2 separate regions of the Homo sapiens genome follow, and region 2 is linked to region 1. Evidence: read pairs that join two places in POLR2A ChIA-PET (ENCODE). Cell type or tissue: A673. All regions are shown on one strand. Links, peaks and the distances in the headings refer to the core of each region. The heading gives the core; the rest is flanking DNA.

Region 1 (5,873 bases), core at 1,874-5,873:
GCCAGTAATCCCCCAAATAAAATAGTGCATGTCACAGTAAGCCTTGTGCAGGAATCTGAGGTGCTGTCAAAGAAAAATAGGGGAGCCTTTTAGGAGGTGACACTTGAGCTGAGGCCCAGGGGAGCTGCATGTGTGGTGGGGAAGTTGAGGGGAGCAGAGAGGAGAGCCTTGTGAAAGCTCAAAAACCAGACAGCAGGCCAGGCGTGGTGGCTCACGACTGTAATCCCAGCACTTTGGGAGGCCGAGGCGGGCAGATCATGAGGTCAGGAGATCTAGACCATCCTGGCTAACACGGTGAAACCCCATCTCTACTAAAAATACAAAAAATTAGCTGGGTGTGGTGGTGGGCGCCTATAGTCCCAGCTACTCGGGAGGCTGAGGCAGGAGAATGGTGTGAACCCAGGAGTCGGAGGTTGCAGTGAGCTGAGATCGTGTCACTGGACTCCAGCGTGGGGGACAGAGTAAGACTCCGTCTCAAAAAAACAAAAAACAAAGAAACCCCAAAAAACAGCATCACACGGGAGGAACTGGAGAGGGAGAACAGGAGGGGAGGGCTTAGGGCTCAGGAGGCAGGAGCAGCTCCAGGGCAGGTGTCACTGGGGCCCTGGACAGAAGCATTGGTGGGCCGTGACTCCACATGCCTGAGTCACCAGGCTCAGACCAGTGCCTCCTTCCTGTTCCACCCTACTCAGGCTGTAGAAGCCGCCCAGCTGGCCGAGGACCTGAAGGTGCAGCTGGAGCACGTGCAGACTCGGCTGCGGGAGATCCAGCCCTGCCTGGCAGAGAGCCGGGCTGCTCGTGAGAAAGAGAGCTTCAACCTCAAGAGGGCTCAGGTGTGTGCAGGGGTGAGGGGCCAGGCCAGGGTGGTCCACGGTCACGGACCTATCCTGGGGGCAAGCGGCTCAAGGTTGAGGACCCTTGCCCTTAGCCAGGCCTCTCCTGCCCCAGGAGGACATCTCACGGCTGCGGCGCAAGCTGGAAAAGCAGAGGAAGGTGGAGGTCTACGCAGATGCCGACGAAATCCTCCAGGAGGAGATCAAGGAGTACAAGGTGGGGCTGTGGGCCAAGTTGTGCCCTATCCACCTGAGAATTGTAGATGCAGGATTGCTGAGACTAGTGGAGAGTCTGGGGACCCTGGAAGTAATGTAGGGCAGCAGAAAGTGGGCAGCACAGTGGTCACAGAGTCAAATGCTGTTTGCTGTACATGTACTGTGAGCCAGGCACAGTGCTTGGCTGGGTGTGGGTTGGGAGGCTAGGAACTGGCCCTGGTCTCTGACTTCTTGAAACTGACAGTCAGGGGAGGAGGCAGCCAAGTAATTCTCTCATCCCAGATGTGTAATATGATGGCAGAGGCCAGAGGGGCTGAGGGGACTCAGGGGAGGCCCTTCCCCTGGCCCTGGGGTCAGCAGGCTTCCTGGAGTGAATGTCACCACAGCAGACCTGAAGAATAGGCCAGACGTGGCTGTGAGGAACGGGAGTGAGTAGCTTTAGGCAAAGGGAACAGCAGATGTGGACGCTTGAGCGGAGGGGTTGCTGGGACAGCACCGGAGGTTGTAATCAGAGGAGCCAATGTGGAGAGGTTGGGCCGTGTCACCTCCTGAAGAGTGCGGTACGCCAGGTTGAGACCTCAAAGGGTTTTAAACAGGAGAGTGATGTGGTTAGATTTGTTGTTGGTTTTGGGCTGGAAGAGGTAGACTGGAGGCAGGGAAATTGTTAAGGTATTGCAGTCACTGAGGCAGAAACCAGAGTAGATGGGTTCAGGAGACATTTCAGAGGCAGAATTGCTTGGACTCGGGGGTGGATCGAATGCATGGAGTGAGGGAAAGGGAACACTTGGAGGACTCCTGGTTTCCTGGTTTGAGAAACTAGGTGGATAGTTAGTACCATTTAGGGGGTTAGGAGGCCTGCGGGGGAGCAGGTTCTATGGGATGGTGTCAAAGGATGCTGAGAAGGTGCCTGTGGGACCCCTTTGGGAGGCTGGGAAGGTGCTCAAGGCAAAAGGGCCGGGCTGGAGAACAGGCTTGGGGAATGTCAGTAGAGGCAGAGGTGGAAGCCACATATGACTTGGTCATCCCTTGGAAGCAGTTGAGCCTTGAAGGGCAGAGGCAGCTGGAGGCAGCCATGGGGTAGAGGCAGGCTTGGGAGCCTGTTCAGTGCTGGTGTGTAGGGTCCTGGGAGACAGGAGTGATGGCAGGGAGGCTGCTGAGGCGGCAGGCTGGGCTGGGATTTTAGCAGGCTGGAGGAGCACTGTTGGGGGATGCTGAGTTGAGTCAATCCATGTCTGGAGTTGGAGGTGAGACCCTCCTGGTGGCGGAAGAGAGGTCTCAGGCTAAGAAGGGACCCACGGCAGGGTCTCTGGCCAGTGTCGAGGCTGGGCCCAGTTGAGGGTAGAGAGAACAGATTTCTAGTTGCATTGCCATTCCAGCTGTGACTTAGCAAGTGCAGGTGAAGAGGTAGACAAGATTGGGATTTCACCAGAGGCGGCCAGTGGGGCAGGAGATGAAGCCCCAAGGCAGAGTCCAGGCTGGGCCTGTGGGTCCTTGTCCTTTTGAGGGGACACATGATAGCCATCACTGCCCAGTGATGAATCCGGACTCTGCTGATTTCTAGTGTTGAGACCTTGGCCTCTGCACCTCAGTTTGCTCATTCATAGAGTGCTCGTCCTTACCTCCAGGGTTATGGGAGGATGAGGTGCAGTCTCCAGTGTGGTGGGCTTGGCCTGGACTCCTCCTGCTGTCAGCTTGGGGTCTGGGCACTGTCAGAGTTGTTCCCAAGCTGATGCCTTTGCCTGGCCCAGGCGCGGTTGACCTGCCCCTGCTGTAACACCCGCAAGAAGGATGCAGTCCTTACCAAGTGCTTCCACGTTTTCTGCTTCGAGTGCGTGCGGGGCCGCTATGAGGCCCGCCAGAGGAAGTGCCCCAAGTGCAACGCGGCCTTTGGTGCCCACGACTTCCATCGTATCTACATCAGCTGAACCTGAAACTCAGGGGACTCTGGAACACCATGGACCCTGGGGGCTGTGCCCCCATCTCCTCCCCACCCCAGGTCTAGTGGCCCCACCCTCCATTCCGGACCCCATGGGCCCAGCCCCTGCCCATCTAGTTGGTTTGGGGACCCTGGTGCATGCTAGTGGGCATGGGATCAGCCAAGCTTCGTTCCATCTTTTCCTAAAGGTCAGAGCTGCAGCCTAGGGGGCACTGCCCTACAGAAAAGGTCTGCCTGAGAGGCCTGAGGAGCCCAGAGCACTTGACTGAGCTTCCCGGAAACTGGCCCTAACCTGTCTGTCTCCGTGGATGCATCCTAACCCTAAGGAAAATTCCCCAGGCTGTGATCTACCCTAGAGAAGGCTCGCTCCCTGCCTACTGGCTCACAAATGAGGACCAGTGAGCCATGTCCTTGTTCCTTGTTTGAGACTGGGCTGCAGGCCCCAGGAAGACTTTCCTTCACCCACCATCCCCCTAACCTCGGCAGGGCTTCTGTCCTGTGGAGTTCCCTGGACACCTTGGTCTGGCTCTTGTGCCAAGGGCTGAAGGAGGTACCCTCTTGGCAGATGGGGGCATCACTTGCTTCCTTTGGGAAGCTCTAAGGTTGCTGCAGTCACCTTCCTCATCTTGCAGGTGCTGAACCAACATCATCAGTTTCTATTCTAATCAGGCCCCTTCCCAATCTCCATTTCTCTGCCAAGCCCATTTACCCCCACCTCATGCATCCCAAGGCTCTACTGGGTCCCTGGACCTAACCCTGCTTTCATCCTGGTGGCCTTAACTACAGTGGAGGTGGAACTTCCCAGGAGGGGAAGGGACAGACCAGCCCCAGCCGCTGGGCCAACTTCCAATCATTCCAGCTAGAAGAGCTTCCCCCTGACACCCTGTGACTGAGCCTGTGTCCTGTCTGCCTGCCCAGCCATGCTCCATCGGCTGTGAGGGCAGTGCCCGGAGAGGCCAGAGGGTTGGAGCTGCAGGGACCCGTTTGGACCCACAGCCTCTGTTCTAGAGATGCTTGTATAGGCTGTTAATTGTGATGAATAAACGTTCAACCCTCGGCCTGCAGCCAGAGTAGCCAGGCCGCGCACCCCAAATGTAGTCCCCCGATTTTAGCTGCAGCAGCTGAGCAGCACTTTGCTGGCTTGGTGTGAGCCTGGGAGGGCTCAGACTTAACGGCCGGCAGGGATCCCGGACTGGGCCTGAAGGGGAGAGCGTGGTGGTCGTCGCGGAGCCGCCTGTCCTGCTCCCACCGACCCCGGTCTGACCACGTCCTTGGCTGTCATGGCCGGGGGATGCCGGGACTCCTCGGGCTGCATCCTGGGAAGTGTAGTTCCTGGTCCGCACATGGTTAGGAGGTTCTCGGAGAGAGAGCTAGTTTCCCGGTTGCGCTGGCCAAAGGCCGGCCTGAACTGGATCCTGCGGACCGCTTCTCAGCGGCTTCACCCCCACACCACTCGAATGCACAGATCGGGACACCTCAGCTGGGTGACTTCCCTCGTTGCAATCGGCCTCGGGAGCGGTGCGGCGTGTACCGAGCGGCGCCCCTGGGCTCAGCGCGCTGCAGGCGCCCCGGGCGGATCCTTCACCGAGGCAGGACTGGGGCTGGCGCCAGAGCCGGTGCGGAGCGGTGTTGGTTCAGGCGCTGGCGACAGTGCTATGGCCACGGCAGGGGCCGCGTGCGTCTCAGCGGTGGCGCCTTCGGACCCTATTGGCGCCCGGGACTTAAGCGGGGCCGCCGCTGCTGGACCAGGACGAACTGGAGAAGGAGACGCGGGCCGCCACGGTGACCTCGGGCGTAGGGCCGGCGGCGGCGGGCACGCTGGTGGAAGCGCGGGCCGCGGCAGGGGAGGACATCGGGCCGCAGAGAAAGTGCCGATGGCCTGGGGCAGCGGTGCGAGGGTGGGAAAAACGCAGGATATTGCATCATAGAGACGCGGCCACCTTCGCCCCTGGAGAGCGCCAGTCTCAGGAGCGCCGCACCGGTCACGGGTGGAGGTCAGCCAGGCCTCCGTAAGCGCGGTCCCCTTCCAGGAGTAGCCTTCGCCTGGGCTCTTGAGTAGATGCCAAGTAATTCCGCATCGTCTCTCTAGATATCTGCGCTAAAGGCCACCCGGTCTCCTTATCAGAGGGGCAAAACTCTCCTCGTGGGTCTTCATACCTAATAAAAGTCGGCATCAAACCACTTTTTCAAGGTCAAGTCCAAGGGAACGGGGTGAAGATCCCACAATGTCAGTGAGGCAGCAACCACTGATGTGGTGGCAGGAACCAAACCTTTTTTTTTTTTTTTTTTTTTTGAGACGGAGTCTCACTCTGTCTCCCAGGCTGGAGTGCAGTGGCACGATCTCGGCTCACTGCAACCTCTACTTCCCGGGTTCAAGCGATTCTCCTGCCTCAGTCTCCCGAGTAGCTGGGACTGCAGGCGTGCACCACTGCGCCCAGCTAATTTTTGTATTTTTAGAGACAGGGTTTCACCATGTTGGTCAGGCTGGTCTCAAACTCCTGACATCATGATCTGCCTGCCTCGGCCTCCCAAAGTGCTGGGATTACAGGCGTGAGCCACTGTGTCCGGCCAGGAACCAAACTCTTAATAAACATTTCCCATGAGGCTCCGGTGCCGGGAGGATTTGCCTTAATTTTTTGACTGCTTACCACCCCTAGTGGTCCCAGTGGCAGCGGTACCCTGGGCTGCTGCCCAGGGACTGGCAGACCAAAACTACTCCTGGGCCCACCCCGACCTTGGCTGTCTTCTTGGGAGTGAACAGATGTTGGCATCAGTGGTGGACATGCCCGTTTCAGCCAGACCTTGGGCACTGCCTGTGATTGGCCAGTGGGTTGCCTGATGTAGACCGCTGTCTTCTCAAAACTTCCCTTGCATCCGACGGTGCTACG
Region 2 (5,873 bases), core at 1,295-5,294, 940 kb before region 1:
TAATCCCAGCTACTCAGGAGGCTGAGGCATGAGAATCACTTGAATCCAGGAGGCTGAGGTTGCAGTGAGCTGAGATCACAGCCTGGGCAACAGAGGGAGACTCCGTCTCAAAAAAAAAAAAAAAAAAAAAAAAACTTTTAAAATTCAACTGGGGTGGGGGTTTGGCCTCAAAAGAATGAATAAGAGGACCGCAGTCAGGAACTTGAGCCTGGGGTCAGTGCTATCTTTTTGCCTATGAAATCTGTCAATCCCCTGTGTCTAAGCTGTGGGGGAGGGGTAGGTGGGGAGCAGGCTGGGGGGCCCTTGTCCCTTACCCTCCACTCTTGGCCCAGGGGAAGAATGGCTGGTCACCACAGTAGGGGCGTACCTCCCAGCGGTGTTTGAGGAGGTTCTGGATTTGGTGGACGCCGTCATCCTTACGGAAAAGGTTGGTGCTCTGGGGGCTGTGGTTTAAGGGACCTGGGGCTAGGGAACCCTCCGAGTGGCAGAGAATGGTGGTAGAATGGCATGAGAGTAAAAGAGAAGCAATAATTTTAGGGTCACTTAAAAAAATTCAGAGATCAGATTGCCTGAGTATTCTGGATCATCTGAAGGGTTAAATAGTCTTTCTGGGGCTGGGCGCAATGACTCACATCTGTAATCTCAGCAATTTGGAAGGCTGAGGCAGGAGGATCACTTGAGGCCAGGAGTCTGAGACCAGCCTGGGCAACACAGTGAGAACTCATCGCTACAAAAAATTTAAAAATTAGCTGGGTGTAGTGGAGCATGCCTGTAATTCCAGTTACTCCAGAGGCGCTGAGGCAGGAGAATCGCTTGAACCCCAGAGGCAGAGGTTACAGTGAGCCATGATCATGCCACTGTGCTCCAGCCTGGGCAACAGAGCGAAACCCTGTCTCAAAAAAAAAAAAAAAAAACAAAGCCGGTCGGGTGCAGTGGCTCATGCCTGTAATCCTAGCATTTTGGGAGGCTGAGGTGGGAGGATCACCTGAGGTCAGGAGTTCAAGACAAACCTGGCCAACATGGCGAAACCCCATCTCTACTAAAAATACAAAAATTAGCTGGGCATGGTGTCACCCACCTGTAATCCCAGCTGTACTCAGGAGGCTGAGGCAGGAGAATCGCTTGAACCTAGGAGGCGGAAGTTGCAGTGAGCTGAGATCGCACCTTTGCACTCTAGCCTGGGCAACAAGAGAGAGACTCCGATTTAAAAAAAAAAAAAAACAATCCCTGGATTGGTAGAAATTGTCTCTGAGATCTGGGAGCATTGGGAGCATTTGGTGGCCAATGGGGCTCGCAGATCCCCTGAAGTTGGAGGCAGGTCACTCAAATACCCAACATGTTGCTCTGCAGACAGCCCTGCACCTCCGGGCTCGGCGGAACTTCCGGGACTTCAGGGGAGTGTCCCGCCGCACTGGGGAGGAGTGGCTGGTAACAGTGCAGGACACAGAGGCCCACGTGCCAGATGTCCACGAGGAGGTGCTGGGGGTTGTGCCCATCACCACCCTGGGCCCCCACAACTACTGCGTGATTCTCGACCCTGTCGGACCGGATGGCAAGAATCAGCTGGGGCAGAAGCGCGTGGTCAAGGTGAGGTCCCTACACCCCCACAGAGGACTGCCCTGGGAGATGTATGTCCTCTAGTGGCATGAGGCCCTCTGCCTTCTCTCCTCCAGACGCACGTTCTAGGAACACCTTCTGTGCCTTTGCATGCTTAGTTCTTACACACCTGAGACACTGGCCCATTTGATTCCTGGCAGCCTCTGACTTACCCCTCAGACCTGAAGTTAATTCCCCTTCTGGGAAGGCCTCCTGGCTACCCGCTGCCTGAGACTCTGAAACTCTGATACAGTCATGCGCCACTTAATGATGGGGATACATTCTGAGAAATAGTCCTTAGATGATTTTGTCTTTGTGCAAAAGAGTGCACTTATGCAAACCTAGATGGCACCTAGTCTAGATGGCGTAGCCTGCCCCTAGGCTGCCAACCTGTGCAGCATGTGACTGTCCTGAATACTGCAGGCAGCTGAACACAATGGCAAGTACTTGTGTATCTAGCCATAGAAAAGGTAAGGTAAAAATACAATATAAAAGCTTCGTTATAGGCCAGCACAGTGGCTCATACGTGTAATCCCAGCACTTTGGGAGGCCGAGGCAGGTGGATCACTTGAGGTCAGGAGTTCGAGACTAGCCTGGCCAACGTGGGGAAACCCTGTCTCTACTAAAAATACAAAAATTAGCCAGGTGTGGTGGCACACACCTGTAATTCCAGTTACTCGGGAGGCTGAGGCACGAGAATCACTTGAACCCTGGAGATCAAGCCTGTGGTGAGCCGAGATCGTGCCACTGCACTCTAGCCTGGGCGATAGAGTGAGACTCTCAGAAAAAAAAAAAATCTCCATTATAATCTTACGGGACCACCATGTGCAGTCTGTAATGGACTGAACTATCATGCAGTGACTATATTTCACATCTTTAATATCCTGGTGTTCACTTTGCTTTGTCATCTTTTGTAAAATAAACCTCTTGGTTTACCCTCTCCCACCCCCTACTTCATCCCCTCTCTGAACTATATGTGGGAATACCAGCAGTTGCCAAACTCATTCTGTAAAGGGGGCTGGATGGTAGATACTCCAGGCTCCGTGAGTCATTGTTTCTGTGGAAGTTCTTCAACTCTGCTGTTATGTCAGGAAAGCAGCTTGGGCACTACGTAAACAAGTGAGTACTGCCATGCTCCTGGAATAGTTTATCTGCAAAAACAGGAGGCAGAAAAAGTAGAAATAGGCCAGGCATGGTGGCTTACATGTGTAATCCCAGCACTTTACGAGTCCAAAGCGGGTGGATCGCTTGAGGTCAGGAGTTAGAAACCATCCTGGCCAACATGGCAAAACCCTTTCTCTACTAAAAATACAAAAAAATTAGCTGGGCATGGTGTCAGGCACCTGTAATCCCAGCTTCTCTGGAGGCTGAGGCAGGAGAATTGCTTGAACCCGGGAGGCGGAGGTTGCAGTGAGCCGAGATCACACCACTGCACTCCAGCCTGGGTGACAGAGCAAGACTGTCTCAAAAAAAAAAAAAAATTAGAAATAACCCAAATGTACATATATAATGAATGGATAAAAAATTGTAGCATATCCATACAATGGAATATCATTCAGCCATAAGAAAGAAATGGCAGGCCAGGCGCAACAGCTCATGACTATAATCCCAGTGCTTTGGGAGGCCGAGGCAGGAGGATTGCTTGAAGCCAGGAGTTTGAGACCAGCCTGGGTAACATAGTGAGACCCCATTTTTACAAAAACTTTTAAAAATTGACCAGGCATGGTGGCACACCTGTAGTCCCAGCTATTTGGGAGGCTAAAGTGGGAAAATCGCTTGACCCCAGGAAGTGGAGTGTATAGTGAGCTATGATTGTGCCACTGTACTCCAGCCTGAGGCAGTAGAGTGAGATCCTGTCTCTAGGAAAAACAAAAAATAATGACATACGTGCTACAACATGGATAAAATTGAAAATGTTATGCTAAGTGAAAGAAGCCAGCTGGACGCAGTGGCTCACGCCTGTAATCCTAACACTTTAGGAGGCTGAGGTGGGCACATCACCTGAGGTCAGGAGTTCAAGACCAGCCTGGCCAACATGGTGAAGCCCCGTCTCTGTTAAAATACAAAAATTAGCTAGCATGATGGCGGGTGCCTGTAATCCCAGCTACTGCTCGGGAGGCTGAGACAGGAGAATCTCTTGAACCTGGAAGACAGTAGTTGCAGTGAGCCGAGATCCCACCACTGCACTCCAGCCTGGGCTGCTGAGCCGAGACTCCATCTCAAAAAAAGAAAAAGAAAAAAGCCAGACATCAAAGACCACATATTGCATGATTCCATTTATGTGAAATGTCCAGAATAGGTAAACACATAAAGAAAATAGACTAGTGGTGGGTGGGGTAGGTGGGGAGTGGCAGTAACTTCTAGGTACAGGATTTCTTTTCAGGGTGATGACGAAAATACTCTAGACTTAACATAGCAGTGATGGTTGGACAACTTTGAGTATACTAAAACAACTGAATTGTGAATTGTATACTCTAGATGGGAAAATTTCATATGTGGATTATATCTCAAAATTTTTTTAAGAAACAGGCGGTGCTGGGCGTGGTGGCTCACATCTATAATCCCAGCACTTTGGAAAGCTGAGGTGGGTAGATCGCTTGAGTCTAGGACTTTGAGACCAGCTTAGGCAGCATGGCAACACCCCATCATCTACGAAGCACACAAAAATTAGCTGGGTGTGGTGATGCGCATCTGTAGTCCCAGCTCCTTGGGAGGCTGAGGTGGGAGGATTGCTTGAGCCTGGAAGGTTGAGGCTGCAGAGAGCTGAGATCATGCCACTGCACTATCCAGCCTGGGCAAGAGAGGAAGACTATCTCAAAAAAAAAAAAAAAAAAAAAAAAAGGCAGAATCCAGATTTGGCCTGAAAACCAGAGTTTGTCAAGCCCTAGGTTACACCATCTCTAGAAAACAAAGCCTGGGAGAAAGAAGAAAAAACAGGTTGATTTTTAATGGTTTAGCTTGCGTGGATCCAGGTCCTGACAGTTATGGAATCTTTCAAGGACACATTTGACCAGATGAGATTTGGCAGGCGTTTGTGTAGAGCCTCACAGTCCAGACAGTGCCTCACCGTATTATGATGTGGGGGTGGGGGCGGGCTTCTGGTGCTCTTGTCCTCCACACAGGCCTGAAACAGCACAGGACTGGGGAGGTACCATTGGAAGCACCCGCAACCCTAAAGGCACTGACCCTAACCTCACGTCTCCCCACTAGGGAGAGAAGTCTTTTTTCCTCCAGCCAGGAGAGCAGCTGGAACAAGGCATCCAGGATGTGTATGTGCTGTCGGAGCAGCAGGGGCTGCTGCTGAGGGCCCTGCAGCCCCTGGAGGAGGGGGAGGATGAGGAGAAGGTCTCACACCAGGCTGGGGACCACTGGCTCATCCGCGGACCCCTGGAGTATGTGCCATCTGCCAAAGTGGAGGTGGTGGAGGAGCGCCAGGCCATCCCTCTAGACGAGAACGAGGGCATCTATGTGCAGGATGTCAAGACCGGAAAGGTAATGGCTGGGAGTGAGCAGCAGTGCTGCCACGTGGCCTTGGCCTTGGTGGCGGCTTCCTCTGGGTGTGTGGAAGAGGTGGGCAGGGACTTCAGCAGCATGGAGAGCCATATCAGGTGGGCTGTCTGGTTGGGGGAGGGCACTACGTGGAGTGTTTGCCATCCTTCTGCCTTAAATGTCTCATTTGAAATGTTAGAACCAACCAGGTGCGGTAGCTCACATCTGTAATCTCAGCACTTTGGGAGGCCGAGGCGGGCGGATCACCTGAGGTCAGGAGTTCAAGACTAGCCTGGCCAACATGGGAAACCCTGTCTCTACTAAAAGTACAAACATTAGTCAGGCGTGGTGGTGGTCTGAGTAGTCCCAGATACTTGGGAGGCTGAGACAGGAGAATTGCTTGAACTGGGAAGCGGAGGTTGCAGTGAGCCGAGATCACACCACTGCACTTCAGCCAGGGTGACAGAGTGAGACTCTGTCAAAAAAAAATATTAGCATGTCCACTGAGAGGACAAGTGGGGGTTTAGGACAGGGACCCTTTCCCACAGCAGACCTGGTTTCCAGCATAAAGGTCTGATGGGGTGGCCAGGGAACAGGAAGGACCTCCTCCCTCATGCCCATATCCCGGTGGAATCTTTCATTTTTTTCTGCTTCACCTAAAACCTTGACCTTGATTTGACCTCGGGCCACATCTCCAACCTTCTCTAAGAATCCAAGCTGGAAGTCCAGCTTGGAATCCGAGGGAGCATCCGTGTACACAGCCTACTTCACCATCCCCGAGGTGCCCT

The links. Peaks named below come from ENCODE experiments on the same cell type or tissue, not always from the same donor. Only the 100,000 strongest peaks of a DNase experiment are listed, where the experiment ranks them.
Region 2: POLR2A ChIA-PET joins it to region 1 with 8 read pairs; 2 of 35 experiments call an interaction of 5 or more read pairs at or near these places.

What each region holds. Positions count from the first base shown.
Region 1 is chr16:30,771,141-30,777,013 of GRCh38, forward strand. It overlaps RNF40 (ring finger protein 40), which reads left to right. Exons shown (of 20, transcript NM_014771.4): 18 at 693-833; 19 at 949-1,050; 20 at 2,798-5,167. The coding sequence ends at 2,974. Among named protein-coding and RNA genes, the nearest start is that of RNF40, 12 kb to the left of the region's middle. RefSeq lists enhancers at 3,425-4,103, 4,104-4,780, 5,110-5,219 and a silencer at 4,700-4,779. In A673, for the core only: a CTCF peak has its summit at 5,654; DNase peaks (open chromatin) are centred at 4,311 and 5,621; H3K4me3 peaks cover 1,972 bases; H3K27ac peaks cover 1,636 bases.
Region 2 is chr16:29,835,372-29,841,244 of GRCh38, forward strand. MVP (major vault protein) reads left to right here. Exons shown (of 15, transcript NM_005115.5): 6 at 333-427; 7 at 1,351-1,587; 8 at 4,807-5,088. Among named protein-coding and RNA genes, the nearest start is that of MVP, 18 kb to the left of the region's middle. In A673, for the core only: no CTCF peak of the experiment used is centred there; no DNase peak of the experiment used is centred there.